2 separate regions of the Homo sapiens genome follow, and region 1 is linked to region 2. Evidence: chromatin loops called from intact Hi-C (ENCODE). Cell type or tissue: natural killer cell. All regions are shown on one strand. Each heading gives the region's core, and the rest is flanking DNA. Links, peaks and the distances in the headings are about the cores only. Region 1 overlaps SEZ6 (seizure related 6 homolog). Region 2 holds the start of LOC101927018 (a long non-coding RNA gene).

Region 1 (14,843 bases), core at 3,042-11,041, 56 kb after region 2:
GCAGAGAGAGGCAGGCGCCAGGCCCGGAAAGGCCTGGAGCCCTCAGGGGGAGACTGACTGCCTGGGGAGGGGCTGGGACCCACATGGGCTGTGAGGCTCATGCCCATCCATCCTGAAGGGGCTTCTCTGGACCTCTCAAGAAAGAGCCTAGCCCAATGCCTGATCCCCAGATGAATCAGGCAAGCCTCCTTGGATCACAGAGGGCCTGACCTGGCCTCCTCCCTGTGGATGGCTCAGACCTTCAGCCTCAGAGGGCATCAATAACTGCAGCACCATCAAAGGAGGTGGGAGGCAGGAGATGAAGCAGGTTATGAGAGGCTGTGGTCCAAGCCATGGAGAATAGGGCTTTTAGGGATTCTGGTACCCCTGAGGCTGGTCCTCCAAAAAAAGGGAATTGAGAGGGTCTTGCTGAAGGCCCCGGACTTGAGGCAAGGGCTGTGGTCTCATGCTAGGGTCCCAGCATGGTGTCTGGCTGCTTTGCTCAGGGGTATGATTTGTGGGTCCCTAAGACAGTCCTCTCCTCCATGGCTCCTGTCACTCTTCTTGCCCAGACTTTGTCCCACCTATCTGCCCTGAGTGATCCCAGTGAATTCATAGAGGGGCAGGTGGGGAATTCTCCATGATGGAGGGAAGCCACAGGCAGTCCCTTCTCCCCAAGCCTGAGGAGCCATGGGGAGCTCTGTAGGCCTTCCAGCTGCCCACCCATCCTGCCCCCAGTGTCCAGCATGGCCTGACACAACTGTCAGCCTGGGCAGAAGGACGCTGCTCTTGGGCTGAGCCTCTGGCAGGAGTGTGATCCGGAAGCCCTTACCCTTACCCTCCGCCCCTACACAACAAAGCCACCTTTCCAAAACAGCCAGGGCAGCCTTCAAGGGCCAGGCCTGCCGCACCTGCTGCTGCCCAGGCCAGACTTGGCTGCTGGCTTCTCATCCTACAGGTCTCAGGCCAGGTGTCATCACCTCCAGGAAGCCTTCCCTGACCCCCAGGCTGGTGGAGTGTGCCCGTCCTGTGCTTCCCATCCCCATCCCTGCCAGCACTGGGCATTCCGTGGTCATTGTTTATGATTTCTGTCTTCCCTACTAATCATGAAGGTCTGTGTCCCCAGTGCCCAGCGCAGAGCATGGCACATAGCAAATTCTCAATGTTTGCTTGTGGAACAAATCCACTCAACAAAACTAATTAGTAATTAACTGACTGACTTTTGGCAAGTCCCTTTTCTTGCCTGGGCCTCAGTTTTTCCAACTCTCCAGTGGGTATTGTTGGGTAGTGTCAGAAATTCTTCAGGTCCCAAGTGGCCTGGGTGGGGGTGGAGGTTGCCAGAACTGGCCCTGGAAGAAGAGCCTTAAATCCTGCTTAGTTCTGGCTGATTCTTTCTCTTGCTCCTTCCCCAAATTGGGTGCTGACCCCGCTCTGGCCACCCTGTGCCCGCCTCCCCTCCATGACTTCAGACTATCTCAGGCCGTCCGGGCCGACAGTGTCCCCAAGGACCCTGCCCCCATGGCACCGAGGTGGAGGGTGGGGCCAGCATCTGCCACATTTCCTGACAGCAATCCAGGGCTGTGGCAGGTCTTCGTCTCAAGGTTGCCTGGTAATGGCTTTTGCATTCTGATAAAAGAAAAAAAATGTGGCAGCACCAGACAACAGACACGGGGCTTATGTGAGGGGTGGGCATCCAGCATGGGGCTTGTGCCTGGGCCAGAGAGGGGGCAGGCAGAGCCAGCATCTTGCTCCATTGTGGAGGGTGCCAGGGCTGGGCTCAGCCTTGTCCAGTGGGCTTCAGTAGGGGTGGTAGGCTTGGGGGGGGCAGACAGAGCCTCCCAGGCCTGTAGGGGGGCACTCAGCCTGGCACCTGCCCCCTCCCACCCCCTTTCCCACACCTGCAGCTGGTGCTTTCCACCCAGTGAGCCACAGCCGGTGCCACCTCTCATTAGGTGATGATTTTACATTAATTACCTTAATTAAGCGGTGCTGAGTGCTAATGGCTTGAGGCGGGGTGGCTGTTCCTAATTACCCTCCCAGTCAGCCCAGAGTGAGGGGCACAGGGCTTGGCAGAGTAGGAGGAAACAGTTGTAGGAAGAAGGGGAGGGGCCCAACAGGGGTAGGAGAGGGTCCCCCTGACAGGGTCTGATTCAGATACCTGGACCTGACATCCCCAGAGGGGAGGGCTGGAGGCACTGCCCCAAGATAGGTCTAGACGGCTTCAGTCCCCAATCCAGGGACATGCAGGAATTGGAATGGGCGGGAAGCAGAACAGAAGGCAGGGAGCAGGGAGCAGGACACACTTCTCAGCGCCCTGCCAGATTCCCTCAACCAGGCTGAATGCCTCTCTTGCCCACTCCTGGTCAGTCTCCAAGATTCAAGTCAAATGTCATCACATCCCTTCCTTCCTCCATCCCTTTGTCCGATCATTCAGTCAGCGCATGGAGTACCCATTCTGGGCTCTGCACTACAAGGCACCCCTTAAGGAGCTCACAGTCTAGCTGGGGAGGTGGACAGCTGTAAACAGTTGGATGGAAGGCAGACTGCTAAGAGCTAAGATGGGGGATGCCCCAGGCTTTGGGGATCTGAGGGAATTCCCAGAGAGGGTGATGCCAGGGCCAAGTCCTAAGGGAAGGCATCATGGGATGACTCTTCCAGGCAGAGGGACCAGCATGTGCAGCTGGGACTTGGGAAAGAAGGTTTGGCCCATTCAGTTAGCTGCAAGCTGTTTAGTGCAAAGTGGGGGTAAAGAACAAGGGACGAAGTGTCTAGGGGTGGACCCAGAGAGACTGACCTTGATTCAGGAGCCCTTAGAGAGGTGTAGGGGGCAGGATTGATTTGAGAAAAATGACTGCAGTGGAGGTGGAGATGGGTAGAGTAGGGAGCAAGTGTGGGCGGGGTGACCAGTGAGGCAGCTACTGCATCATCAGGGGAGGGATGGTGGGGTCTAAACCACATGTGGTTGTGGGGATGGAGGGAGAGAAGCAGAGAGATTTAGAGGGGAGTATCATGGTGACAGAATTTGGGGATGAATTGATGGGACTGGGGGAAGAGGGACAGGGAAAGGCTAAGGAGACCCCATGTTGCACATTAAGGGACACCATCCACATTGCACTATGGTGGTTCTGCTCCAGGTTTCTGACCTGGACAGGAGTGGCTTTGGGGGAACAAAAGGAAGATTTGGGTTTGTGGAGGTTGAGGAGCCTGTGGGACATCTGTGAGGACCTGTAGCCTCAGGCCTCGGGATTAAGAGAAAGTCTTAATCCTAACGGAGGGATGAGATAACCCAGGGAGGCTGGGGACAGGAGGCTGGCCTGTAGATTTGACTTTCCTATCAGCTGATCACCTCTCTGATGGTGTAATCAGGTCTGTCTTCCCCCACCTCTGCATCCCAGAAGCCAGCACAGAACCTGACCCAGAGGAACTGCTCAGAGAGGATTTGCTGAATGAATGAATGAATGAGTGAAGCTCCATGACTCTCTCAGGCCCAGCGAGGCAGCCCTGTGTTCTCTGCTTAGCCCATAGATTCAGATGTAGGGTTTATACTCACCCAGTCCCCTGCCCATCCAAGGCTAGAGCCCCCTCCCACAGCCCCTCTTGGCTTAGGCCATTGCCAAACACACGGGGCAGAATCTAACCATTTAGGCCCATCTCCCAGCCCTGGCCTTAGGCGATGCCCCACAATTGATGCCCCTAATCATCCCCACATCCTCTCATAGCATGTGCCTCTCTGAAGAAAGAGAATACACCCGCCCCAGCTTTGCCCTTGCCAGATCCAGATCACTCACCTTGATTTCCACGCCATAGCCAGGGTAGACAGAGATGTAGAAGAAGCAGTCCAGGCCAACATCAGTGGGGGAGCTGAGGTCTGTAGGGGAGTCCAGAGAGCCCTCTGGGCCTGAGAAATTCCAGCTACAAGGGCCTGGGAGGCAGGAGGAGACACAAAGCTAGTGCCAGCTCTGGTGAAGTGGTCCAACTAAGGCTGAACCGTGTGTGTGTGTGTGTGTGTGTGTGTGTGTGTGTGTGTGTGTGTGGTGAAGACCACCTCTTGTGATGTCTAGTCTCCTGTTGAAGGAAGGGGACCACCTTTTATTAGGCACCTACCATGTGCAATCTTTTTTTTTTTTTTGTATTTTTAGTAGAGATGGGGTTTCACCATGTTAGCCAGGATAGTCTCCATCTCCTGACCTCATGATCCGCCCGCCTCAGCCTCCCAAAGTGCTGGGATTACAGGCGTGAGCCACTGCACCCGGCCCCCTAACATGTGCAATCTTATCTCAGTTTTCACAGTAGCTCAATGAGGTTTGTTTTCTTTCTTTTTTTTTTTTTTTTTGAGACGGAGTTTTACTCTTGTTGCTCAGGCTGAAGTGCAATGGCGTGATCTCAGCTCACTGCAACCTCTGCCTCCTGGGTTCAAGCTATTCTCCTGCTCAGCTTCCCGAGTAGCTAGGATTACAGGTGTACACCACCATGCCTGGCTATTTTTTTTTTTTTTTGAGACAGAGTCTCGCTCTGTCACCCAGGCTGGCGTGCAGTGACATGATCTTGGCTCACTGCAAGCTCTGACTCCCGGGTTCACGCCATTCTCCTGCCTCAGCCTCCTGAGTAGCTGGGACTACGGGCACCCCCCACTACGCCCGGCTAATTTTTTGTATTTTTTAGTAGAGATGGGGTTTCACCGTGTTAGCAAGGGTGGTCTCGATCTCCTGACCTCGTTCCACACGCCTCAGCCTCCCAAAGTGCTGGGATTACAGGCATGAGCCACCGCGCCCGGCCAATTTTTTGTATTTTTAGTAGAGACGGGGTTTCACCATGTTGGCCAGACTAATCTTGAACTTCTGATGTCAGGTGATCCACCTGCCTCGGCCTCCCAAAGTGCTGGGATTACAGGCATGAGCCACCGTGTCCAGCCAGAAGTTTATTTTCTTATTGCCATTTTACAGATGAGGCTCAGAGATGAGATGTTAAATAGAATTCCTAGGGTCATGTTATAGTTGGAAGAATCAAGATTTTTTCTTTTTTGAGACAGAGTCTCGCTCTGTTGCCCAGGCTGGAGTGCAATGGTGCAATCTCAGCTCACTGCAACCTCTGCCTCCCAGGTTTGAGTGATTCTCCTGCCTCAGCCTCCCGAGTAGCTGGGATTACAGGTGCCCACCACCATGCCCGGCTCATTTTTGTATTTTTAGTAGAGATGGTGTTTCGCCATGTTGGCCAGGAGGGTCTTGAACTCCTGACCTCAGATGATCCACTGGCCTCTGCCTCCCAAAGTGCTGGGATTACAGGCATGAGCCACTGTACTTGGCTGAAGAATCAGGATTTGAGCTCAGGTCTATCTGGGTCCAATCTACATGCCTCCTGCAGGCTGGCCCTTGGTGCCAAAGGGCAGGGCAGGCTGGCACAGTGTCAGAGACAGGCTTTTAGGGGCCCCGCAGCCTCCCCCATCCCCATTTCCACATCTGCAAGCCAGCAGGTAGCTGACCTGGTGTCTGGACTGTGGTGATGGTGGTGGTGATGATGGTGGTGGTAGTGGTGGTCTCCTCATCATCTCCTGAAGCTGTGGAGGAGGTGATGGTCCCCTGGATCCCGATCCCTGCGCCCTGGGACACAACCTCTGCAACCCACGGCCTTCCCATGTCTCCAGGACCCTCTTGGGTTGGTGTCCAGGCTCTGCTGGGGGGTGTAGTGCTGGCTATCTCCCCTGGGCCTAGGGTGGGCACTGCCATGCTGGGCCCTGGAGGTAGGGGAGCTGTGATTCGAAGCATAGGGGACTCTGACTCCGGACTCCAGGGTCCCTCCTTGGACTGGGGCTGAGTGGGTACCGCAGCCATGGCTGGAGTGGGGCTGGTAAAGACAGGGCGGCTGTCCTGGTTGGCCAGGCGGGGAAGGGGACTTGGGGTGAAGGGTGCAGGTGGGTCAGGCTGGAAGGGCAGTGCTGGCCTCAGCTCCTCATCTCCCTTTTCCAGCCCCTCTTGTAGGAATTCCTCAAGCAGCGGGTGGTGGTTGAGCAGCTTCAAGGTGGGGGCTGTTGTGACAAAGTGGACGCCTCGTTCTGGCTGCTCAGGTGTGGGGGCTGCTGTCAGCTCGCCATCTGTCTCCTCGATGCCTGGGGCTTGTCCTTTCCCCACGGTTGGGGCCTCTAAAGAGAGTCCTGAAATAATAAGGGATGGTCAGAGGTTCTCCCCCTGCTCCAGAGAGCAGCATCACGCCCAACTCGAGTAGTGGGGGGGCCCGCTCTCTTTTGACAGACAGCCCTGAGGAGCGTGCTCACTGCTGAGAATCACGGAACTACAGAATTTGTGAACTGGAAGTGAGGTGCTATTACATACTTCAAGGGTGGCACATGAGATACTCTTTCTCCTCCAGCACCAGAGGCAGGCATTTCTAGCCCATCCGTGCACTATTTCCTACTGTTCTCAGGTTCAGCCTCAGAATCCTCCTCAACACAGCACTCCACGAGGTCACACCTGACACCTCAGACTGACATGACAAATATTTGCCATCCCTAATGAAGAGCAGAGGCCTTATTTTACTAGTGAGGAAATAGGCCAGAGAAAGGAAGTGACTTGCTCAAAGTCACGCGACCAGTTGAATTGAGATGAAAACCGTAAGTGTGTCTCCCACCACAGTGTCTTTCCTGTCTGAGATGATAGGGCATTCAAGTTCATTTCCTGTTCTCAGTGAACCTGCTGGTCATTAGCCTCAGGAAATGCGTCACATATTTGGGATTTTATTTTAGATTTCCTCATGGTTGCATGACTTCTTTTTTTGTTTGTTGGTTTTGAGACAGTGTCTCGCTGTGTGGCCCGGGCTGCAATGCAGTGGTGTGATCATGGCTCCACTGCAGCCTCAACCTCCCAGGTTCAAGCGATCCTCCCACCTCAGCCACAGTCCCCACACCCCCACTTCTAGTAGCTGGGACTACAGGTGCATGCCACCATGCCTGGCTAATTTTTAGAATTTTTGTAGAGATGGAGATCTCACTATGTTGTCTGGGCTGGTCTCAAACTCCTGGGCTCAAGCAATCCTCTCACCTCAGCCTCCTAGGGATTACAGCATGAGCCACCGCACCCGACCATGGGTGCATGACTTCTTTGTTAGGGGCCCAGTAGTTTCTCTCCGTTCTCAGGAAATCATTTCTTTTGTACTCATTTCTGTTTTTATGGTCCTTCTAGAGCAGTAATATGAGTAGAGTGGGAAGAGCCAAGTTCTGGAGCTAGGCAGACATAACTTCAAATCCCAGATCCACTACTCTAGGGCTGTGTGCCCTCAGGCAAATAACCCAAACTCTCTGAAGCTCAGTTTTCTCATCTGTAAAATTGGGTTTCCTTTTTAGGATTGACTGAGATAATATTACATCCCGTCTCTATTTGATATGTCCCCCTGAGTTCCCTTAATCTTTCTGGTGACACTAATCAGGTTCCATCTAGGGCAGGGTGAAAAACAGGTGTAGAATGGAAATCTAGCATGCTACCCACCCACTCCCTAATCCATGGCAGGCATTGCTAATCAATTTTGGTTATTTCTTGCTAAGGCCACCTGGTCCTTAGCAACTTCCCTCTCACAATGTTATTCAGGCAGCCACTACCAATCAATGAGATTGGCTCTGGGGGATGAAACTGATTTGCTATCTCTGGTCTGAGGTACAGATTGCTCTGCTATTGATTGTGTTGACTTATTCAACCACATAGCTGGAGAGATGATGCATATTCTGCTTGTGGCCCATTCGGCTCCCCAGATCCTTAACTGCCAAGAAAAGGTCAATGAATGCTGGCTCCAGATTCAGCTCATACAGAATTTTGCCAGCTCTGAGAAGCCTGGGAGGATATTTCTGATCCTTACAGCTCTCAAAATGGCTGCATGAGGACTTGAAGGGAAACACAGCCGGGGTGAGATCACAGAGTTTGCAAGGAGAAGGTCGCTTCCTCCGCACGTCTGGTGGTGGGGCTGTCATTCCAGAGGCTCACACCCACTCCATAGATTGGCAGGCATGAGGAAGCAGCAGATGGCCTACGTTCTGTTCAGGAGACCATAGCAGCTCTGATGTGTCAGACAAATGGGAGGAGGGAGGAAATTGGGTGGGGGAGGTGGGTACAGGTTGGAGGGCTCTCCATTCTTCTGGGTCAGAGGAGCTTGGGCACCCCACATCCCTGAGAAACCAGGACCAACTGCTATCTCCTGAGATGCCCACTAAAGCAGCCCATCTGTGTCTTGGCATTGTGTGCCAGCCACTGACAACACCATCCAATCTAGATGTCCAGCCAGGCCCACACCCCCCAGAGCAGATGGTCCACCAGTGCCTGTCTTTCATCTGAATAAGTTACGGAAGGTCCAGGCAGTGCCTGTGACATGCCAGAACAGGGCTCCTCTTTTTGCCCACCCCCCAGACATCACACAGGCTATGCCAGGTAAGCTGAGACTGATTCTAGCATGGCGCAAGGAAGGGGGGCTTTTCTAATCACATAGATTGGAGCCCCCTGGATCCGGGCATTGTTTATGCGGCCCCTTTCCAGAGTACCCAACAAGAGATGTGGCCCTTGGCTCTCAGAGTAGGTACCTGTGTGACTCTTCCTGGGAGAGGGAGTGCACAGAGATTCTCTAATTCAGGAAGTGTCCAGGGCAGGCACAGCTCTTCCCGCTGGCTGCCAGGTGGGTGCTGAGCAATGGAGCAGCACTAATGGGCACCTCCCATCACTGTCGATTGCACTGATTGTGCTATCTGGGATCGAGATAGCATATCAAACGAGCAAGTTGATTCCAAAATCAGCTGCCACTTGGTCCCAGCGGGTGCCACCCACTGTCATAGAGGGTAAGATAACCTCTGGGAGACAAGCCATTTCTGGGGAGAGGGCATCTCCAGACCCCCTGGTTGACTCTGTTGGAGGCCTGAGGCCCTGAGACCTGCCCCCTAGTTTCCCAGGATTGTGGCCAGTGGATAGGGGCTTCTCTCTGCCTGGGCTGACTGAATTCAGGGGTGCAGGGACTGACGAAGGGAGAGTATGATATAGGGGACAGCAGAAGAAGGTGTCAGGGGCTCTAATGCCCAGTCTCATCAGGCACTACTGTGTCAGGCCCTTCCCAGACCTTGTATCATTTAATGGATGCTGCGCCTCTGGGAGATGGGAATTTTATTTCCATTTTACAAAGACCTGAAGCCTAGAGAGCTGAGGCAAGGACTCGCCTGAAGTCTCGCAGTGACGCAGCTGGGATTTAAACCTTCGATGATTTGGCTTCAAAGCCCTAGGTCTTTCCACATACCCACCTGCCTCATGGGAGGGGCAGACTGGAGCTACACAGCAGACAACACTCCAGCCAGTTGAAGAAACTAAGTCCAGGGAGAGGCACGGACTCGTCGAAGATCTCACGCCATTTAGAAGTCTGGGGCCAGAGCTTCTGGCATTGGGACTTGGGTTGGGCCCTGGTCGAGCAGGCCCTCAGGAAGCCTTCTGGCTGGGACCCAGGGAAGCCCCCACCCTGTGCCTGAAGCACATCTGAGCCTCAAACCCAAACCGGAGACCCAACAACACTGCTGTGTGGGGCCAGGGCACAGAGCCACACAGACCTGGGTTCAAGTGTCAGTTCTGCCACTTAAAAGTCATGTGAACCTGGCAAGTTGCCTCTCAGAGCCTTTGCCTCCTCAGCTATAAAATGGGCACTTTGGAAGGGTTTTGTGTGAATCTGCATGCTCTGAATAGGAGAGTTCTGAAGGCTGAGGGAGAAGGCCACAGTCAGAGGTTAGGCAGCCCCTGTCAGGGGAACACTGAGGCAGGCTTCTAGGGTAGGAAGGGGTGGCCCCTGGCAGGTAGGGCTCTCTCTTCTCTGGGGGACTACCCATGTTCCATGTTGGGTGGCAGCATGTGTGACCCTGAGGATGTCAAATACCTCATCCATAAAACAAGGATAATACTGCACCATGCAAAGGGCGACCACCTTCAAGGCCCTGCATGTCGGTGGGGGACACAGCGGTGGGCCGCAGCAAGATCGTCCCCGTGATCCCCACTTGCCAGGCCCACCTGGTGCCAGAACACAGGATGCACTCCGCAGTTGCTCAGTCCTCCCCTCCCGCAGGGCCGGGGGCTGCATTCTCCGAGTGGGCTGGGTCCGGGAAACACCCCTCCCTTCCCCGCGGGCCATCCCTGGTGGAGACTGCCCAGGAACTTCCCAGCGCCTGCCGCCCCCAGCCCTGGCATGGCCCCGCCGCCGCCTGGGCCCTCCCCCCGCATTAGCTCTTAAGCTGTGCAAATAGACATCGGAGGGAGCCCTGTTTAAAGTATTTAGACGAAATGAAAAAAGGCTTTCATCGGCACTAATGAGCCATTCAGGATGCCTCCCCGGTGGATTCTCTCCCGCTCCCGCCTCCCTGCCCGCGCCGCCCCGCTATGGCCCCTCTTGGGATTGGAGGCCCCTTCCTCCCAACCCCAGCCTGGGACTCCCTGGGAGGACCGCTTACCCCGCCTCACTTCCCAGGGCCCAGCTGGGTGAGGGTGGAGCGGAGGCCACCTGCGCCCCAGCCCCACCAGATCTGGATCGGGATGGGGGGCGGGGCCCAGCCTGTGTTTAGGGGAAGCCTTAAGGACTGGGGCGTGTTCTAGCGTCCAGCTAGGTAGGTGTTATGGCCTCTGTCTTATAGATGGGGAAACCGAGGCTCAGTGAGGCCCAGGAGCTTGCCCAGGTTCACAGTGGTGGTGTGCGGTGGAGCTGGAGTCATTACGCAGTGCCCCAGCCTGGGGGAACCGCCGAACCAGGCAGTGGTGCCACCTCAGGGCCAGCTGGCTTGCCCCTTCAGCGCTGCTGTTTCTGCAGATCTTTCTGTACCAGTCAGCCAGAAAGCCTTGGGTTCCAATCCCAAATCGATGTGACACTAGCTGTGTGACCTGGGCGGGGGCTGCCCACTCAAGCCTCTGTCTGCTCATCTGTGGAGTGAAGACATACTGGGTTTGGGGAGAGCTCATCTATGGACAGACATATACTGTCACCCACCGCAGCCTCTGGAAGGGCAGGTGGCACTGTCTGTCACTCTGGCAGCCCCTGAAGAGGTGCCAGGCATTTCCCAAGCCTCTGGCCCCTCTGAGGTGGGCAGTCACGGGAACCAAAGTTCTGGGACGAGTTCAGGCCTGATCCCCGCCTCATGGCAGCACCAACTGTCAGCTTCGGGGGAGGGCATGACAGCGTGTGGGTACAAGGGGGAGCCTGAGGGACAGGGCGGGCAGGGGGCCCACTCCTCTGGGTTCCAGAGGTTAAGCTGGCCCAGCACGGGGACAATGAGAATTTAATGGGATCCATTTATTATCCCATAAAAGTTAATGAGTTTATTCTGAAGGTTCCCTGGCCCCTTTCAAGTTTTAATAGGGGATTAGTGAGGGCCTGGTCCCTGCAGACCCCTATTATCCGAGAACCTGAGGGAGCTGAGAGTGCTTGGGCCCCCCAGAGCCAGAGTCCCTCCTTACAGTGACAATTCCACGGGCCCAGCCCTGCCCTCTGTACTGTGAGGCCCCAGCTAGAGGCTGGCAGGGCTATATAGGGCCGCTGGGATCTGAGGCCTAGTTCTAGAGGCTTCCAATTCCATGCGCAACTGAAATAATTACCCCGACAGTGTCCAGCACCTGAGGCAGGTTTGCTGCTATCCATCTGCTTGTATTGACAGGGAAAGCAATATAACCCCCATGAGACAGATAAGGAAAGCAAGGCCCTGAGCAGGGATGTGGCTCCTCCAAGGTCACCCAGAAGCTATGGCTGAGCCAGAATGGACACATTCTGTCTCCTGTGGTTGGTAGCCAGGAAACTGGGGCTGGTAAGAGCTGCCATTCACTTACTCGGTGCCCACTGTGTGCTGACCATGCACTCAGTGCCCTCATACGTAATTTCTCATTCTCCCCTTGCTCCAGGGAGGTTTGGGACATTATCCCAAGAGATGAAGACACTGAAGCCCAGAATGGTTATGTAACTTGTCCAAGGTCACGCAGCTAATGATGGCAGAGCCTCGGACTGGAACCCAAAGCTGGACAGCCCCATAGCTCAGCTGTCTACTGCTCTTGCTGGCTTTCGGCTGTAGCACCTGGGGCCTCCTATCTCCCCACCAAGCTGGACACCACTATCCTAGCGCACTCGTGCCAGGAGCCCTGCAGCTTGGATGATGGGGAAGGGTGTTCTGGTTGTGCCCTGGAGGGGCAGTTGTTGGGTTGGACACAGAGATACACTCAAAAGGAACTTCTCATCGTCAGAACAGGTGCCTTCCCCGTTTTGGCCCCAATTGCTCACGCGATTCTCTCTCCTTGCCATGGCTTCTCTACTCCTTTGTCTCTGCAAAACCTCCCCATCCTTCACGGGTCAGTTCCTAGCCTCCTCTGGAGATCCATCCTTGCCTGGCCCTTCTCTTGACCTCCTGGGGGCACTTCCTAGTGGGCTCCTAACACATGAATGGCTTGTGTCCCTGGGCAAGGATCCAGCAGTGGGTATCTCTCTTCCCATTTCTCTACCTGGTGCTAGGCATAGTGAAGGCTGGGCTCAGGGCACACTGTTTCCAAGCCCCGATTCTGCCTCTCTGCACACTCAGAAGGCAACCTGCTCCCCAAAGTGCCTAGCCCTTGGCCAGCAAGGTGAGCAGGAGTGGGTCCTGCCAGGAGAAGATGGGCAGCCAGCCCTTGGCCATGCCCCATCACAGCCCCAACTGGCAGTTGATGGGGAGTGTCTGCTGGCACAAGCTGATGGGTCCCCATTGCCCCGGACTACCCTCTCTTCCCCTGCCACTGATCATCCCCATCACAGCCTCTCACCACCCTCTCTTTCTTGGTCAACCCCTGCAGTCCAGTCAAATTTGGATTGCAAATATGAATGGGGGCACCTCCTCTTGGCCAGGCTCCAAGTGGGGCAGTGGCTGGTTCCCAGAACATGAGCCCTTGTAGCATCTCATCCCTCCCTCACTTACCCAAGAGGAAACCAAGTCCAGGGGGTTTTCCCAAGTCACACAGCAAACTTGGGGCAGGGTTGGGACTCAGGATGGGGCTGGGACATCTAGCCCAACTACTGGGAAGAGTGAACCCTCCAGTCTGGAGCTGTCTTTTATCTGTGGGCATACCTCCAGGGACAGAGACCCCACTGCCTCCTTAGCCATCCTGGTTGGGGACAGGGGTAACTGTGGGCTTTGGCATCTCCAGAGTTGGGGTCTCACTGTCACATGGAGGGAGCATGGGTGGAGGTAGTGGGCACCAGCTAGGAGTCAGGCCATGCTATCCTCATCCCACCCCTGACAAGCCAGGTCCCTCAGCACAAATCACTTCCACAACCTGAGTTTCCATATTTTTGTCAGTAAAATGGGTCCCTGCCAGTTCTCACATTCCAGGATCTAGTGAACCATGAAGGGCTCTATGAATAAAAATATTGAATGCTGCTGTTTACTGAGTATACATTTACCACATGCCCAGCAACACTCTAAGTGCTTTATCAGAATTAATCCCTATAATAACTTTATGAGATGGGAACTTTTATTATCCCATTTTGTAGATGAGGACACTGAGACCCAGGGAAATGCATTAGCAGTTTGGATGCTAATGCAGTCTGATTCAAACCTGGGTTGTCTAGCCTAGAGCAGCCCTGTCCAATAGACCTTTGTGATGATGGAAATATTTTTATTTATTTATCTTATTTTTAGAGATGAGGGTCAAGACCCTATGTTGCCCAGACTGGGCTTGAAACCACCTTTGCCAAAATTATAATGGTGAGAAAATTATGACAGTGAAATAGATGTGATGTAACCAACTCCATCTTACCTTTAACCTCCAGACTGCCCTTGGTCATTCCTGGGTATGGGCCAAGCTAACTTTGGGAGAAATTTAGTTTATAGTTTAAATGATAATAGCCCTTCCCAAAACTAAGCCACCTTTTAAAAACTAATGAAAGAGGCCAGGTGCGGTGGCTCACACCTGTAATCCCAGCACTTTGAGAAGCCGAGGTGGGGGGATCACCTGAGGTCAGGAGTTCGAGACCAGCCTGGTGAAACAACATGGTGAAACCCCATTTCTACTAAAAATACAAAAGTTAGCTGGGCGTGGTGGTGCACACCTGTAATCCCAGCTACTCAGGAAGCTAAGGCAGGAGAATCACTTGAATCTGGGAGGCGGAGGTTGCAGTGAGCTGAGATAGCACCATTGCACTCCATCCTGGGCGACAAGAGTTAAACTCTGTCCCCTGCCCACACACACACAAAAAAAAGAATGAAAGACCACCAGGTTTGGAGGCTGAGAGGGGCCTGAATTCTGCTGAGATGTAGGCATAGTTAGCAGCCGTTATTCTGGAAGTCACAAGATTTGCAACTTTCCCAATTACTCCTGTAAATAACATCACTATAGTAGAACCTATGATTGGCTTTTTGAGATGTCTTTTCGGACTTTTGCATTTCTTTTTTTCTTTACTCTGTCACCCAGACTGGAGTGCAGTGGCATGGTCTTGGCTTGCTGCAGCCTTGACCTCCCAGGCTCAGGTGATTCTCCCACCTCAGCCTCCTAAGTAGCTGGGATTACAAGCATGTGCCACCACACCCAGACAGTTTTTTGTATTTTTAGTAGAGATGGGGTTTCACCATGTTGCCCAGGCTGGTCTAGAACTCCTGAACTCAAGCAATCTGCCCACCTCAGCCTCCCAAAGTGCTGGGATTACAGGTGTGAGCCACTGTGCCTGGCAAGACTTTTGCATTTCTGTTGACAAGATGGCTCCACCTGGCTCAAGACTCATGACTCCCGGGTCCTGCGGCCCCCACCCAGAAGTGGACTCAGTGTAGGAGGACCATTTTCCAGACCCCTATGATTTCATCCCCAACCAATCAGCAGCACCCATTCCCCATCTCCCGGCTATAAAAAAACCCTAGCCTCCTT
Region 2 (14,843 bases), core at 3,238-11,237:
GAATGTTTATTTGGAGTACAGCTAAAGTGGCAGAGTAGGGATGATCAATGCTCAGTACTCACTAGGGGAAAACAGTGAACTCTGCTCTGATCTTCCTACTTCTTAAAAGAGAGAGCCTACTTCATTAAAAAAATCACTAGCAACCTTTCTGGAGTCTTAACTATAGCAAGAAAATATTTCTCTTCTGCATGAAGCACTCAGCAGAACTGACAATTAGAGGTGTGCTGGAAAGATGATTTTGTAATGTATTCATGTAAGCAGGGTTCAAAAGAGGACTAAGCAAATGACAACTACGATTTGTAACTACAATACTCCTGGGGTCCCCAAGATGCACTGGAGCCACAGTTTGTCCTGGCTCAGAGTTCTGCCACTCTACTATCTAGTTCCCTTTCCCTATACCTTTTGCTGTGAAACATTTCTTTTTGATAGTTACTTTCTCTTGCTACCCTGCTCTGACCATAATACAGTCCTTCTAACACACCCAAGCCAACAAGTCCAGCTTCAGTAACTGAAGCAGCTGGTTTCTGTCAAAGAGATCCTATTTGAAGGAAACCAGTGTCCCAGAGACTATAACTGGGGCAGCCCTAGGGGCTTTTGGAAGTCATCCAGTCCAATACACACTATCATAGATCCTTATACTACTTTTAAACTTATCTTTAGTGATTCAAGTTAATGTTTAGTTTAAGTCCAACTCCTCTTGTTCTAGTGTGTAAACACAGTTTTTTTGAGATGGAGTCTTGGTCTGTCACCAGGCTAGAGTGCAGTGGCGTGACCTCAGCTCACTGCAACCTCCGCCTCCTGGGTTCAAGTGATTCTCCTGCCTCAGCCTCCTGAGTAGCTGGGACTACAGGTGCGTGCCACCACACCCAGCTAATTTTTGTATTTTTAGTAGAGATGGAGTTTCACCATGTTGACCAGGATGGTCTTGATCTCCTGACCTCATGATCTGCCCGCCTCGGCCTCCCAAAGTGTTGGGATTACAGGCGTGAGCCACCACACCGGGCCATTGTTTTTATTTATTTTTATTTATTTTTTTGAGACGGAGTCTTGCTCTGTCGCCCAGGCTGGAGTGCAGTGGCGCGATCTTGGCTCACTGCAAGCTCCGCCTCCCAGGTTCATGCCATTCTCCTGCCTCAGCCTTCAGAGTAGCTGGGATTACAGATGCCTGCCACCATGCCCGGCTAATTTTTTTTTGTTTGTTTGAATTTTTAGTTGAGACAGGGTTTCACCATGTTAGCCAGGATGGTCTCAATATCCTGACCTTGTGATCAGCCTGCCTCGGCCTCCCAAAGTGTTGGGATTACAGGCATGTGCCACAGCGCCCGGCCCCTTGTTTTTGTTTTAAAATACAGGGTCTCGCTCTGTTGACCAGGCTGGAGTGCAGTGGCGTGATCACAGTTTAGCCTCCAGGGCTAATCTGCTTAAGCCTCTGGAGTAGCTGGGACTACAGGTGCGTATCACCATACCTGGTTCATTAAAAAAATTTTTTTTTGTAGAGACAAGGTTTCACTGTGTTGCCCAGGTTGGTCTCAAGCTCCCAGGTTCAAACAATCTGACCGCCTCGGCCTCCCAGATTGCTGCGATTACAGGCATAAGCCACCGTGCTCGGCCTCAACACAGTTCACAGTACTCCTGTACTGTGATTCTTCAGAAAATTTGTTAACACATACACATTCAAGGCTCTCGTCAGTCCATTAGTTAGTCTCCATGTACTCATACTATCAGAATATGGGCTGTTCACATTTAACATACATGGTCTGGAAGAGGTGATGAGAGAAAAAGTATCATCTGCTAAATAATGAGAAAGAGCCCCTTAGTATGAAAGAAAATACCTGTTACACGTGAAGCAGACTTTGACGGGTAAGGGAACGAGACCATTGTGATCTAATTCATGCTGTGTCTTCTTAACATTTTTCCCTGTGGTTTCCTCCTTTCTTCTCCTCTTGCTAGAACCTAGAAAAGAAAATGATGGTGCTGAGCTATCCCTGGCTTCAGAGTTCCTAGCCTGCAATATGGAAACAACATTAAGTGACAAAAACAGATCTTAAGCATGTGTCATGGCCTAAGCATGAATTGCTCTCTGAGGCCCCTGGGGTTGATTTTAAGTTAGAAAAAAGAAAGATTAGGGAGGAAAAAAAAAGAGACTAATACGTAAGTCAGAACCAGAAGTCACCTGTTCTATGGCAGAAACACATCTAACTGTTTTGCAAACATAAAATGGTCAGAAATGCTAGGTTAGATACAGGCAACCTAAGAAATGTAAATGTCCAAGCCACATAGTCAACAAGGACTATTCTGTGGAGTTGGCCTGCAGTCTTGAACTACTGGGCTCAAGCAACTTTCCTGCCTCAGCCTCCATATGAGCCAGGACTACAGGTGTGGGCCATCAAACTCAGCTAACTTTTTTATTTTTATTTTTTGAGAGATGGGGTCTCATTATGTTGCCAAGACTGGTCTCCAATTCCTGGCCTTAAGCAATCCTCCTGCCTTGATCTCTCAAAGTACTAGGATTACAGGTGTGAGCCACCACACCTGGCCCACATTTTCATAAAAATCAGAGAAGCTTTGATTCTATATGCATCCTTCTTAAGCCTACCAATTTCACTTTCTTTGGGAATAAAAACTAAGACCTAGAAGCTTTACAGTATCAAGAAGCCAGGACTTAAAAAAAAAGAATGGAGGACAATTTGGCAATATCTATCAAAACTATATAGTTTTGACCCAGCAATTTTATTGTCCTATAGACATAGTCACACATCTATACATGTATATAATGATGTATTTACAAAGTTATTCTCTGAAGCACTACCAGTAGTAATGAAAGATTTGGAACCTAAATGTCCATTAATAGAAAATGTCCATTAATAGAAAATGGCACTGGTTAAATAAATTATGACGTATCTGTACAAAGAACTACTATGCAACCATTAAAAAAAGCAAGAAGGCCAGGCGCAGTGGCTCATGCCTATAATCCCAGCACTTTGGGATCCTCTGAGGCGGGAGGATCGTGTGAGCACAATTTGAGACCAGCCCTGGCAACATAGTGAGACCCTGTCTTTATAAAAAATATAAAAATTAGCTGAGTGTGGTGGTGTACAACTGTGGTCCCAGCTACTTGGGAGGCTGAGGTGGGAGGATTGCTTGAGCTGTGGTCACACCACTGCACCACAGTGCAGTGCAGCCTCTGTCTCAAAAAAAAAAAAATTCTATATTAATATGAAAAGACTTCTAGAACATATTTTAAAGTGAGAAAAAAAAAGCAACGTGTAGAATGGTTTAACTAGCATGTTACTTAAGGGAAAATTAATCAGCATATATCTGTATTTGCTTTTACATGCACAAAGAAATTTGAGAAGAATAAACAAGAATCAACCAGTGGTTACCTGTGAAGAGCAGGAAGGTGGAAAGTAGGCAAATGGCAGACGGGTGGGAGGGAAATTTTCATTGTAGCCCTTAATATTTTTTGATTTTTGAACCATGTGAATGTATAATACTTTTTTTTTTTAAAAGATAATTCTGGGGCCGGGCGTGGTGACTCGCACCTGTAATCCCAGCACTTCGGGAGGCCGAGGTGGGCAGATCACCTGAGGTCAGGAGTTCAAGACCAGCCTGAACAACATGGTAAAATCCTGTCTCTACTGAAAATACAAAAATTAGCCAGGCATGGTAGCATGCGCCTGTAGTCCCAGCTACTTGGAAGGCTGAAGCACGAGAATCGCCTGAACCTGGGAGGCGGAGGTTGCAATGAGCCGAGATCGTGCCACTGCACTCTAGCCTGAGTGACAAAGTGAGACTCACAAAAAAAAAAAAAAAAAAAAAAGGAAAAAGATAATTCTGGGGGAGGGGAAGGAAAGAAGTTCAGAAACTGAGAAAATGGAAAACTGAGTAAGCTCTGTAATGGCTAAGACCTTCAAAGATCTCTCCAAGCAGAACTAGGAACAGGAACCCAAGACAGTAGCTACATGAACAGTGACTCCACAGGCAGCACTGCTCTTGTGCTGGTCCTTTGGGGAAACTGGGGTTGGGAAGGGATATGATGATGGTTTGGCTGACCTGGTAGTGCAGTGGTACAAGTCAGTTCATTGGGCAACTGAAATTGGGTGGGGTTCCGCTCCATGGCGGCAGCAATCAGCAGCTCAAAGGGCCGCCTCAGCTGGGGCTGCACATAGTCTGGCTCCGCTGCTACTGGTTCCTCATCCACGTCAATGATGTCTTCGTCGACATCATTCTGCTCAGAGGTGGGAGTCTCTGTGCTGGCGCTGGATGTGGGTGTGCCAGGCCTGCTGGCTCTCCTTTCCAGGATCCGGGCATGGGCAATGGCCTTTAGTTCAGTTTTGCTGGCCGATCTGTCCAACAAGTCAGTGTCACTGCTGGGGGATGTAGTCCGTTTGCCAGATTTGTCCACCAGTCCATTGACATGACCCAGCTCCTTTTTCTGCTCTCGTTTCTGTGCAAATGAACAGGTGGGCCCATCATGAAAAGTACCATGAAACAAAGAGATGGGTGCTACAAAGTCCTGGTAGACCACTAATCAAAACTGTAAAAGGCCTTCACATATCACAGACTCATCTACCTGGTCACTTGGAACACTGGTCTGTTAAAGTTGACACAACTCTAACTGAACTAAAGCTGACAAAACTGTTGCATCAGAGAATCACCAAAAAGCATGGTAAGTTAGGAATAACTATACAAAATATATATCATTAACATTAACTCATTGTATGACATACAACATCTATAAAGTATAGGGTAAAGGGCTAAAAAGGTAACACAGTGAGAATAAATTTAGTGAGACCAATAGTAAAAATCAATGGGGCAGGCACGGTGGCTCACGTCTGTAATCCCAGCACTTTGGGAGGCCGAGGCAGGCAGATCACCTGAGGTCAGGAGTTCAAGACCAGCCTGGCCAACATGGTGAAACCCCATCTCTACTAAAAACACAAAAATTAGCTGGGTGTGGTGGCATGTGCCTGTAATCCCAGCTACTCAGGAGGCTGAGGCAGGAGAATCGCTTGAACCTGGGAGGCAAAGATTGCAGTGAACTGAGATTGCGCCATTGCACTCCAGCTTGGGCGACAGAGCAAGATTCCATCTCAAAAAAAAAAAAAAAAAAAATCAGTGAGATCACTATAGAGCCTTCTGACCTCCTGAATGGTTTTAAAAATAAAAACTTTGCTCAAAATAAGTGACACTTCTTAGAAAGTGGGGAAATGGAAAAAGATTAAGTGTACTCAGTAGGACTGGATATCTGATAGTACATTTTCCTCCAGGACTCCAAATAGAGTGGTCAAATGAAGGTTTAACACTGATCTCCAGGTAGGAGACCTGTGATCTTGTCCTATTTCTGCCACGGATCCCCTCTGACCTTGTGGTGACTCAGGCTGGTGGGCAGGAATTTCTTCATCTGTAAAATGAGACAGAAAAATCTTTCTCCTCCTCCTCTCAGGGATATGGTGGAGGGAGATAAAAAGGGTCATATATACGAAAGGGATAATTTGGAGTTGGAGTAGGACCTAGTCTTCCACTACGAATCATGATAGGGCCTGAATGTCAGGAGCTGATGAAGGCCAGAGGATGTATTATTTCAATCCACTTCAGTGTAAATACAAGAGGCCAAAGGGGAGTAGTGCTGGTGATGGTGGAAAAGGCAGACTTGGCACTGGTAGGCAGAGGTCCATGTGAAAGGTAAGAGAGGCATCTCAGGAGAAGTGCCATGTTAGAAAAGGGCATACTGTAATCCCCAACAAGTAGCTCTCCTTCTAGAAAACTGATGAAGAGGTAACAGAGGTTTGGAATGAGAGAATTTGGTTCAAACATTGGTTCTGTCAATACCTTTGAGTCCTTGGGAAAGTTAATCTACATTTTTGAGCCTCCGTTTCTTCCTTTCTAAAATGGAAACCTACGGCCAGCATTCGGTATCCATCTATGGCTGGATGGATAGATAATGGGATAACGTAATTAAAACACCTGGCACACGATGGGCACTAACATAATATTTCCTTTTCTCCACCGTCTTTACCCCTTTTCCTTCAGCTCCCCTAAACCTTTTCAGGTCCAGCTTTTTTGAGTGGCAAGTTTGAGAGGGCTCCTGGCTGGCAGGTGCCTCTAACAGGCCCTGCTCTAACCTAATTAGGGATGCACAGGAAAGGATCTTGGAAGGTGGAGAGGCTGGAAGACAGCCTGGTTTATGGAGAAATTTAACTACAGCTGTGGTTAGGTGGTTGACCTGGCTTTGGCTTGCTTTTAAATATGAACCCTTATGCACGTATTTGAAAAATAATGTCTGCTTGTTTACTTTCTTTCTTAAAGGCTGAAACTGTTACACACATAAACCACAATCTTAATCATCTCATCCTGTTTCTGCAACCAAGGAAGTCATCATTCATTGTGACATCATGTTCGGGGACCAGGCAAATAGAGGTGAGGTCACAACATAGGAAAGTTGCTTGGTGTATAATTAGTGTGGGGAGCACAGGGGGGTGGATTACAATGCACAGACAAATTCTAATCCATAGCCTGTAATTTGAGGGTTGGGTCAATCATAATTTGGGTGCAAGCACACCTACTTCCTTTTTTAATAAGGGAGAATTTAGCTCTTGTTACCCACAAGAGTTCTCAAAGTAGAAAATAATAAACCATGTTCTTGAAGCCAGTACTGAATTATCAAAGCTGAAGGAAGGGAAGCTAAAGAAAGATTAGGCAACTTGGGGTACAAATGCGTTCAAAATCCTCTCCGTCAGTATGCCAAGTCTCTGGATACCAGTGACTTATTTGCCCTGGGGTGAGAGAAAACTCCATTTTCCATCAAGCTGGAGAAGCAGCCTTTGTTTTTCAGCCATGGATAAGGCCACTTATTAGGAGGACAACAAGAAGGTAAGACTACTCCTGTCACTAGTGACTAAACATGGCTCAGTAAGTTAACACACCTCTTCTGCCCATTTCAGCAGCCCATGTTTGGATTTTTAGGCCCTACTGGATTCCAAACAGTCACCATGGGAAGAGTGGGGTGATTCCAGGGCTGGAAGAGACAAGAAGAAGGGACAAGAATGCCTTCAGGGCTAGGCCGTCTTAGCTCTAGCATATCAGTGCTCTGGATCAGGCTTTCTGGACAGTCTTCAGAAAGCAGCATTATTACCTTTCGGCGAACAGTGCACCGGTGACACATCCACTCTCCAGGAGGCAACATTTCTTCACTCAGTGGAGGGTTACTGTGGGGAACAGACAAGGGCAAGACTAAATAACTAGCCCTTTGAGGCAGTAGGAAAAGCCTAGCTAGGTTTGCATGTTCCTAAACTCCTATTGTGGCCAGTCCTGCAGGACTGCTAGGGTTGTCTCCTCCAAAATGCCTAAGTCAGCATCACTCATAATAACCTAAGGAGTGACCATCCCTTCCCACACCTTAGAGAGAGAAGCCAAATCCAGAGCTATTAACACTGGGTTTGTAGGGAAAGGTATAATAAAATAACTGAGAGGTCCTCCACACTGTTTTCTTAAAGCCTGTTAGTGTAGAGCCAAGCTTTTCTAACTGCTGTTCAAAGCCCTGTCACATGGTCCCACCGTTCCATCTTCCCAGACCCCTTCAGGTGCTCTTCCCACTATTCAAATGGAAGACTTCCTATTTCTTCCTCTAGAATACTCTTCCTTTAGAAAGCTATGCCTGTCAAAACTCTATTCATCCTTTCATACCTGCCTCAATCAGCTGTGATGGATTAAAGACAGCTGCAAATTATCTGCTCTGCCTCCCATCCACAGGTAGTCCCTTTCCCTCCTCTTGAATTGTGCTTGTCTTATGACTTGCTTTGACCACAGAATGCAGCAGAGGTGACAATGTTGCAACTTCCAAAGCTTGGCCTTAAGAGATCTGCAGATTCTATTTTTTAAGAAATATGCTTGGAAAGTTCCATCTCAGAGCCCTGCTGTCATGCTATGAGAGAGGACATGGAGGAGACAAGGTATTCCAATCAACAGTTTTGGGCTGGGCGTGGTGGCTCACACCTGGAATCCCAGCACTTTGGGAGGCCGAGGCTGGTGGATCACTCGAGATCAGGAGTTCAAGACCAGCCTGGCCAACATGGCGAAACCCCATCTCTACTAAAAATATAAAAATTAGCCAAATATGGTGGCACATGCCTGTAATCCCAGCTATTTGGGAGGCTGAGGCAGAAGAATTGCTTGAATTTGGGAGGTGGAGGTTGCAGTGAACCAAGATCACACCACTGCACTCTAGCCTGGGCAACAGAGTGAAACTCCATCTTGAGAAAACAAAAAACCAGCTTCAGCTGAACTCCAAGCCAACACGCAGCAGCAACTACTGCTATGTGAGTGAGTCATCTTGGACTTACCAGTTCAGTGAAGCCTCCAAATGACTGCAGTCCCAGCCAACATCATGTGAAACAGAAAAACCACCCAGCAGAGCCCAGGCAACCCTCAGAACTGTGAGAGATAATAATGAGTTTCTGTACCAGGCCAATGAGTTTTGGCGTAGTTTGTTATGCAACAATAGATAACCAAACAGCTTTTCCATGAGTTCATATTACTCCTGTATCTTGGACCTCTTGCTGCATGGGTTAGTTCTCTTTTGGCACTTCTCATGCTTTGCCCATTTCAGCAGTTCTCTTACTTATTTTATTAGAGGGACTAGGACAATGATTGGATCTCTTCCCTCCTTGTATTTTTATAATACAGAGGTTGTGCACACAGCAGATCACCTGAGATTGGAAGTTCAAGACCAGCCTGGCTAACACGGTGAAACCCCATCTCTATTACAAATACAAAAATTAGCTGGGCGTGGTGGTGGGCACCTGTAATCCCAGCTACTTGGGAGGCTGAGGCAGGAGAATCCTTTGAACTCGGGAGGCGGAAGTTGCAGTGAGCCAAGATTATGTCATTGCACTCCAGCCTGCGTGACAAAACTCCATCTCAAAACAAACAAACAAACAAACAAACCAAACCAAAAAACAGGCCAGGCATGGTGGCTTACACTTGTAATCCCAGCACTTTGGGAGGCCGAGGCAGGCAGAACACGACGTCAGGAGTTTGAGAACAGCCTGGCCAACATGGTGAAACCCTGTCTCTACTAATAATACAAAAATTAGCCGGGTGTAGTGGCACGCGCCTGTAGTCCCAGCTACTCAGGAGGCCGAGGCAGGAGAATCGCTTGAACCTGGGAAGTGGAGGTTGCAGTGAGCCGAGACAGTGCCACTGCACTCCAGCCTGGGCGACAGAGTGAGACTCTGTCTCAAAAACAAAACAACAACAACAACAACAAAAACCACATTTATGCTTAAGAAATTCCTACCATTGAGTTCTTGGCTAAGTCACCTACTTGGAATGGTATGCAGGAAATTTTTCTTCAAATAATGGGGGAAATGGTAAAAAAAAAAAAAAATTGAGTATTTTTTTTTGAGATGGAGTTTTGCTCTTGTTGCCCAGGCTGGAGTGCAATGGTGCGATCTTGGCTCACTGCAACCTCCGCCTCCCATGTTCAAGCAATTCTCCCGCCTCAGCCTCCTGAGTAGCTAGGATTACAAGCATGCGCCACCATGCCTGGCAAATTTTTTAGTATTTTTAGTAGAGATGGGGTTTCTCCATGTTGGTCAGACTGGTCTTGAACTCCTGACCTCAGGTGATCCACCAACCTCGGCCTCCCAAAGTGCTGGGTGTACAGGCGTGAGCCACTGTGCCCAGCCAAACTTGAGTATCTCAGAGCTTAAAGCTATGCTGTTTTACCATTTCTACATAAAATAGCACTTGACTTGGCAAATTTTCTTAGCTCCCTGTTTCCCCAGAGCCCCAAGCTTACATGTCAGATGCCCACCAAGGCTTCACAGCTCATTACTTCCCTTCCTCCCTGTTTCCTTAGTGAAATCTCAGGAGGATGCTTACCAGGAATCAGGAAACTGGAAAAACAATGGCCTGCTGGGACAGATCTCCAAGCCCTAGAGGACCACAGGTGAATGTCACCTGTAAGTCTCCGCTCATTCTAGCCAATGTAATTCTACAAAAGGCCACATCTAAACTACTGAAATGCATGCAAGTAATTTTCAAAGGCCTACAGACTCTGCTATGCTTCAGTAGCTGTCCTATCAAAATTAACCCTGAAGGGTGTCACTTCTGATTCTGTTTCTCATCATTTCTGTTCATCTGCCCACTGGCTTTGTACCAAGATATCCTACATCAAACATTTAAAACATTTAAAGTAGAGAAGATAAGACCCCTGTGGCCAGAACCCTCTTCTTTCTCCAGCTCAATCAGTTGGCCGGCTCCCTACACAGACCATACTGTTTCTCATCTGTGTCTCTGCTCACTCCAGGGCTGCTACCCACAACTACACCACTCTTCCCTAACTACTTCACCTGGTAAGCTCTTTATCTTTTGAGACTCAAGTCACGTATTCTTTCCAGGAAGCTTTCTCTGAAAGTCTCTGGTTCCACAGAGCACTTCTGCACCACACTGTATTCAAACCATTACATGTCTGAATCCCCTTCTCCATGCCTCATTTGCCTTTGTACCTCCACACCCTGTACAATGCCTGGCATGTAGTAAGTACTCAATAAAGCTTTAAAGAACTGGGGAACACTAAGGAATGGGCTTCTAGGAAGTGAGTGTAATCCTTCAAAGCTATGAGGGGAGGTAATGCAATGGGGCAGGCAACTGTTTTGTGGGTTAAATCACACATGAAATTACTTATGTTTTCTAAGTTACTACACAATGAGACAGAAGAGGAGTCCAAGTCCATACTGGCAAGCCTGTACTTACTGAACCATCCCACCTCTACTCATTTTAATCTTCTTTAAACAATTTGATTTTCAATATCGTTTATCTTAACACAAGGTAAAATGCTTAAACTTGTATTAAGAGGCTCTCAGAAGTAGCATCTTGCTAGTTTCTAAAGGATCACTTTTAGAGTTACCAAGTTTAAGAACACACTTCTGGCCGGGTGCAGTAGCTCATGCCTGTAATACCAGCACTTTGTGAGGCCGAGGTGGGTGGATTGCTTGAGCCCAGGAGTTCAAGACCAGCCTGGGCGACATGGTGAAACCCCACCTCTACTAAAAATACAAAAAATTAGCCAGGTGAGGCGGCATGAGCCTATAGCCCCAGCTACTTGTGGGGCTGAGGTGAGAGGATCACTTGAGCCTGGGAGGTAGAGCCGTGATCGTGCCACTGCACTCCAGTTTGGGCAACAGAGTGAGACCCTGTCTCAAAAATAACAACAACAAAAAACAAACAAACAAAACCACACATTCCTCAGAACTCTAGATAATGACCACAGGCTCCCTTTGTTAAGCCTGCCCTAAAGTATGGATAGGGGCTATGAATTTAGGGAGTAGTCCAGGGAAACCCAAGCATTGTCTCCCAGATGAAGACAAAACATTTAAAAGACTGAGGCCATCATTCCTTTTTTTTTTTTTTTTTGAGACGGAGTCTTGCTCAGTTGCCCAGGCTGGAGTGCAGTGGCGCGATCTTGGCTCACTGCAACCTCTGCCTCCAGGGTTCAAGCGATTCCCTTGCCTCAGCCTCCCGAGTAGCTGGGATTACAGGTTGCCCGCCATCACACCCGGCTAATTTTTATATTTTTAGTAGAGATGGGGTTTCACCATGTTGGCCAGGCTGGTCTTGACCTCCTAACCTCAAGTGATCCACCCACCTCAGCCTCCCAAAGTACTGGGATTACAGGCGTGAGCCACTGCACCTGGCTGAGGCCATCACTTCTTAAGATCTGCTTTTTTTTTGTTTGTTTTGAGATGTAGTCTCACCGTATCACCCAAGCTGGAGTTCAGTGGCGTGATCTCGGCTCACTGCAACCTCTGCCTCCTGGGTTCAAGTGATTCTCCTGCCTCAGCCTCCCGAGTAGCTGGGATTACAGGTGCCTGCCCCCATGTCCAGCTAATTTTTGTTTTTTTTTTAGAGATGGGGTTTCACCATGTTGGCCAGGCTGGTCTCGAACTCCTGACCTCAAGTAATCTGCCTACCTCGGCCTCCCAAAGTACTGGGATTACAGGTGTGAGCCACTGTGCCTGGCCAAGATTTGCTGCTTTCTTAGGGACAGAACATGCATCTTGAAATAACAAATTTGAAATGATGGTATCTTGGGAGAAGGCAGTAATATCTAAGATTAGATGGATAGGAAAGAAAGGTCTTAGAAAATGATCATCATAGGCATAGCTGGAACACAAGAATCACCCATCATAAAGCTTTCTCATGACCATGTTTCCTCTCTGCTTCAAGCAATTAATTCCTTTCAAGCTATTTAGAAGGCAGCTTTTCAATTCAAACTTCTATCTTTTTTTTGAGGCAGGGTCTCACTCTGTCACCCAGGCTGGAGTGCAGTGGGGCAATCTTGGCTCACTGAAGCCTTGACCCCCTAGGCTCAAGCAGTCCTCCCACCTCAGCCTCCCGAGTAGCTGGGACCACAGGCGCATACCACTACGCTGGGCTAAATTTTATATTTTTTGTAGAAATAGGGTTTCACTATGTTGCCGAAGGCTGGGTCTTGAACTCCTGGGCTCAAATGGTCCGCTTGCCTCTGCCTTCCAAAGTGCTGGGATTACACGTGTGAGCCAACACGCCTGGCTCAATGCAAATTTTTTAGAGGAAAGGGATTCATGAAATGGTTCCAGGAAAGACACTGTCATTGGGGTAAGCTCAGGAACCAATTCTGAAAGAGGCTGTTTTGCTCCATATCAGAAATACTGCTGACAGGGAAAGGATTCCAGGGAGAAAGGAGATTCTGCAGCCTCACGGTACTCATGTACTTATTCTGAGGACTCCCCACCTCAGCTGCCCATCTCAAAACTCCTTCCGCAGCTGGGTGTGGTGGCTCACGCCTGTAATCCCAGCACTTTGGGAGGCCAAGGTGGGTGGGTCACTTTAGGTCAGGAATTCGAGACCAGCCTGGCCAACATGGCAAAACCCTGTCTCTACTAAAAACACAAAAATTGGCTGGGTGTGGTGGTGTGCACTTGTAGTCCCAGCTACTGGGGAAGCTGAGGCAAGAGAATTGCTTGAACCCAGGAGGTGGAGGTTGCAGTGAGCCGAGACCGCATCACTGCACTCTAGCCTGGGTGACAGGAGATTCTTCCCAAAAACAAAAACAAAAACCCCTTCTTCCTTGGAAGAATGGTATTCCCATAAGCCTAGCGTGCAACTCTGAAAACAATTACATGCACACCAGAGTCTTTAAATCATGATATGCCTGTCAAGAAAAAAAGGCTCTGCCCTCGCTCCCTCTCATCCTCATGTATCAATGAAGACAGGGTCCTGGAGGCCGTCCTTTATAAGAAAAAATCATTAAAAGTTAAAAGTCACGTAACACTGAGATTACTCTACCAGAGTTTCAGCTGCTTAGCAGTGAAAACACTATAATGAGACAATGCTGCTTTTGTAAAGACATCAATGTGTTTCTTAAACTAAAGCCTAGAAATAGCATAGTGATAATTTCATTGACATCTAGGTATTACAGTTCACAAAGTATTTTAACAGATGTTCTTATTTGATCTTCACTACCATACTGTGAGATAATTCTTATTCCCATCATACAGGTGAGGAAACTGACTTATCTAAAGCCACTAAGTAGCAGAACTGGAACCCAAATCAAAGTTTCCTGGCTCTTTGAAATCTTGAGCCTAAGCTATTTTTGTTGTTGTTGTTTTGTTTTTGGTTCACTCTCAGGATATGCTTCAGAGCCCAAGTTGTTTTTTAAGAACCTTTAGTAGTCTTCTTATTTCTGGGGTACACAGTGAAATATCCATCAGGGTACCCTCCTTAACCTCAAGGCTGCGCATTTCCTTCTACATCAGTCAATATTTATTGAGTACCCATGACTTTCTCATCAATGTACTAGGTACCACACTGAAAAATGAACGCAAAGCAAACAAATTATCATCTACCCCATCAAAAAAGTAGTCTAGGCCAGGCTGTAGCTCATATCTGTAATCCCAGCACTTTGGGAGGCTAAGGTGGGAGGACTACTTGACCCCAGGAGTTAGAGGCCAGGCTGGGCAACATGGTGAGACCCCATTTCTACAAAAATACAAAAATGAGCTAGATGTGGTGGCATGCATCTGTAGTCCCAGCTACTTGGGAGGCTGAGGCAGGAGGATCACTTGAGTCCAGGAGGGCAAAACTGAAGTGAGCCATGTCCACACGACTACACCCCAACCTGGGCTTCAAAGCAAGACCCCGCCTCAAAAAAAAAGTAGCCTTGGGGAGAGAGGATCAAAATCATCCATCCACTCAAAAATTATTGGATGTTTATTTTAGGCTAGACAATGTGCTAAGTGCTGGTATTTCAGACATGGTTCTTGATTTTAGGGATCATGGGCTGGAGATAAGGTGAAAAGGACATGCAGTAATGAGAACATACATAATCAACTACAAACTGATTCTTACCATAAAGACCCACATAAAACTCAATTACTTATGGATGCCAGAATCAATGAAGAGCCCCAAAGTTTGGACATTTGGTACCTGAAGGTGACATGCGATTTTTTCCTACTCTTTTCATAATTCAGAGCTATTTAACAAATGGTAATTCAGCCAGTGAGCCTTTAAAGACAGTGAAGTTAAGGATCGTGAGGAGTTCAGGAGGAAGCCATAGTTTCAGAAGCAGGTATATTTCTGCATTTTGATAAAATACCTGATAAAAGGAAGGTTCTAGCAGTGGAGACATTTCTTCTGAAAATGAATGTTTAAGTCTGTCTAGAGCACAATAGTGTTTGAACCTTTCTTTTCTTTCTTTTTTTCTTTTCTATTTTTTTTTTTTTTTTTTGAGATGGAGTCTTGCTCTGTTGCCCAGGCTGGAGCGCAATGGTGCGATCTCTGCTCACTGCAACCTCTGC

The links. Hi-C counts contacts between places; a loop is a spot of excess contacts. Peaks named below come from ENCODE experiments on the same cell type or tissue, not always from the same donor. Only the 100,000 strongest peaks of a DNase experiment are listed, where the experiment ranks them.
Region 1: a loop joins it to region 2, with 10 times the contacts of the local background. A loop is called at or near these places in 1 of 110 quality-filtered maps.

The regions. Positions count from the first base shown.
Region 1 is chr17:28,975,913-28,990,755 of GRCh38, forward strand. It overlaps SEZ6 (seizure related 6 homolog), which reads right to left. Exons shown (of 17, transcript NM_178860.5): 2 at 5,459-6,127; 3 at 3,768-3,901. All of the region lies in intron 1 of LOC105371716 (a long non-coding RNA gene), which reads left to right. Among named protein-coding and RNA genes, the nearest start is that of SEZ6, 23 kb to the right of the region's middle. RefSeq lists enhancers at 1,557-2,130, 6,915-6,964, 9,743-10,383, 11,911-12,412. In natural killer cell, for the core only: no CTCF peak of the experiment used is centred there; a DNase peak (open chromatin) is centred at 6,609; H3K27ac peaks cover 2,102 bases; H3K27me3 peaks cover 196 bases.
Region 2 is chr17:28,919,856-28,934,698 of GRCh38, forward strand. PHF12 (PHD finger protein 12) reads right to left here. Exons shown (of 15, transcript NM_001033561.2): 3 at 7,136-7,208; 4 at 4,054-4,447; 5 at 1,833-1,953. LOC101927018 (a long non-coding RNA gene) reads left to right here and starts at 6,420. Exons shown (of 2, transcript NR_110803.1): 1 at 6,420-6,873. RefSeq lists enhancers at 6,172-6,221, 6,242-6,421. In natural killer cell, for the core only: no CTCF peak of the experiment used is centred there; DNase peaks (open chromatin) are centred at 5,675, 6,386 and 8,356; H3K4me3 peaks cover 280 bases; H3K27ac peaks cover 4,466 bases.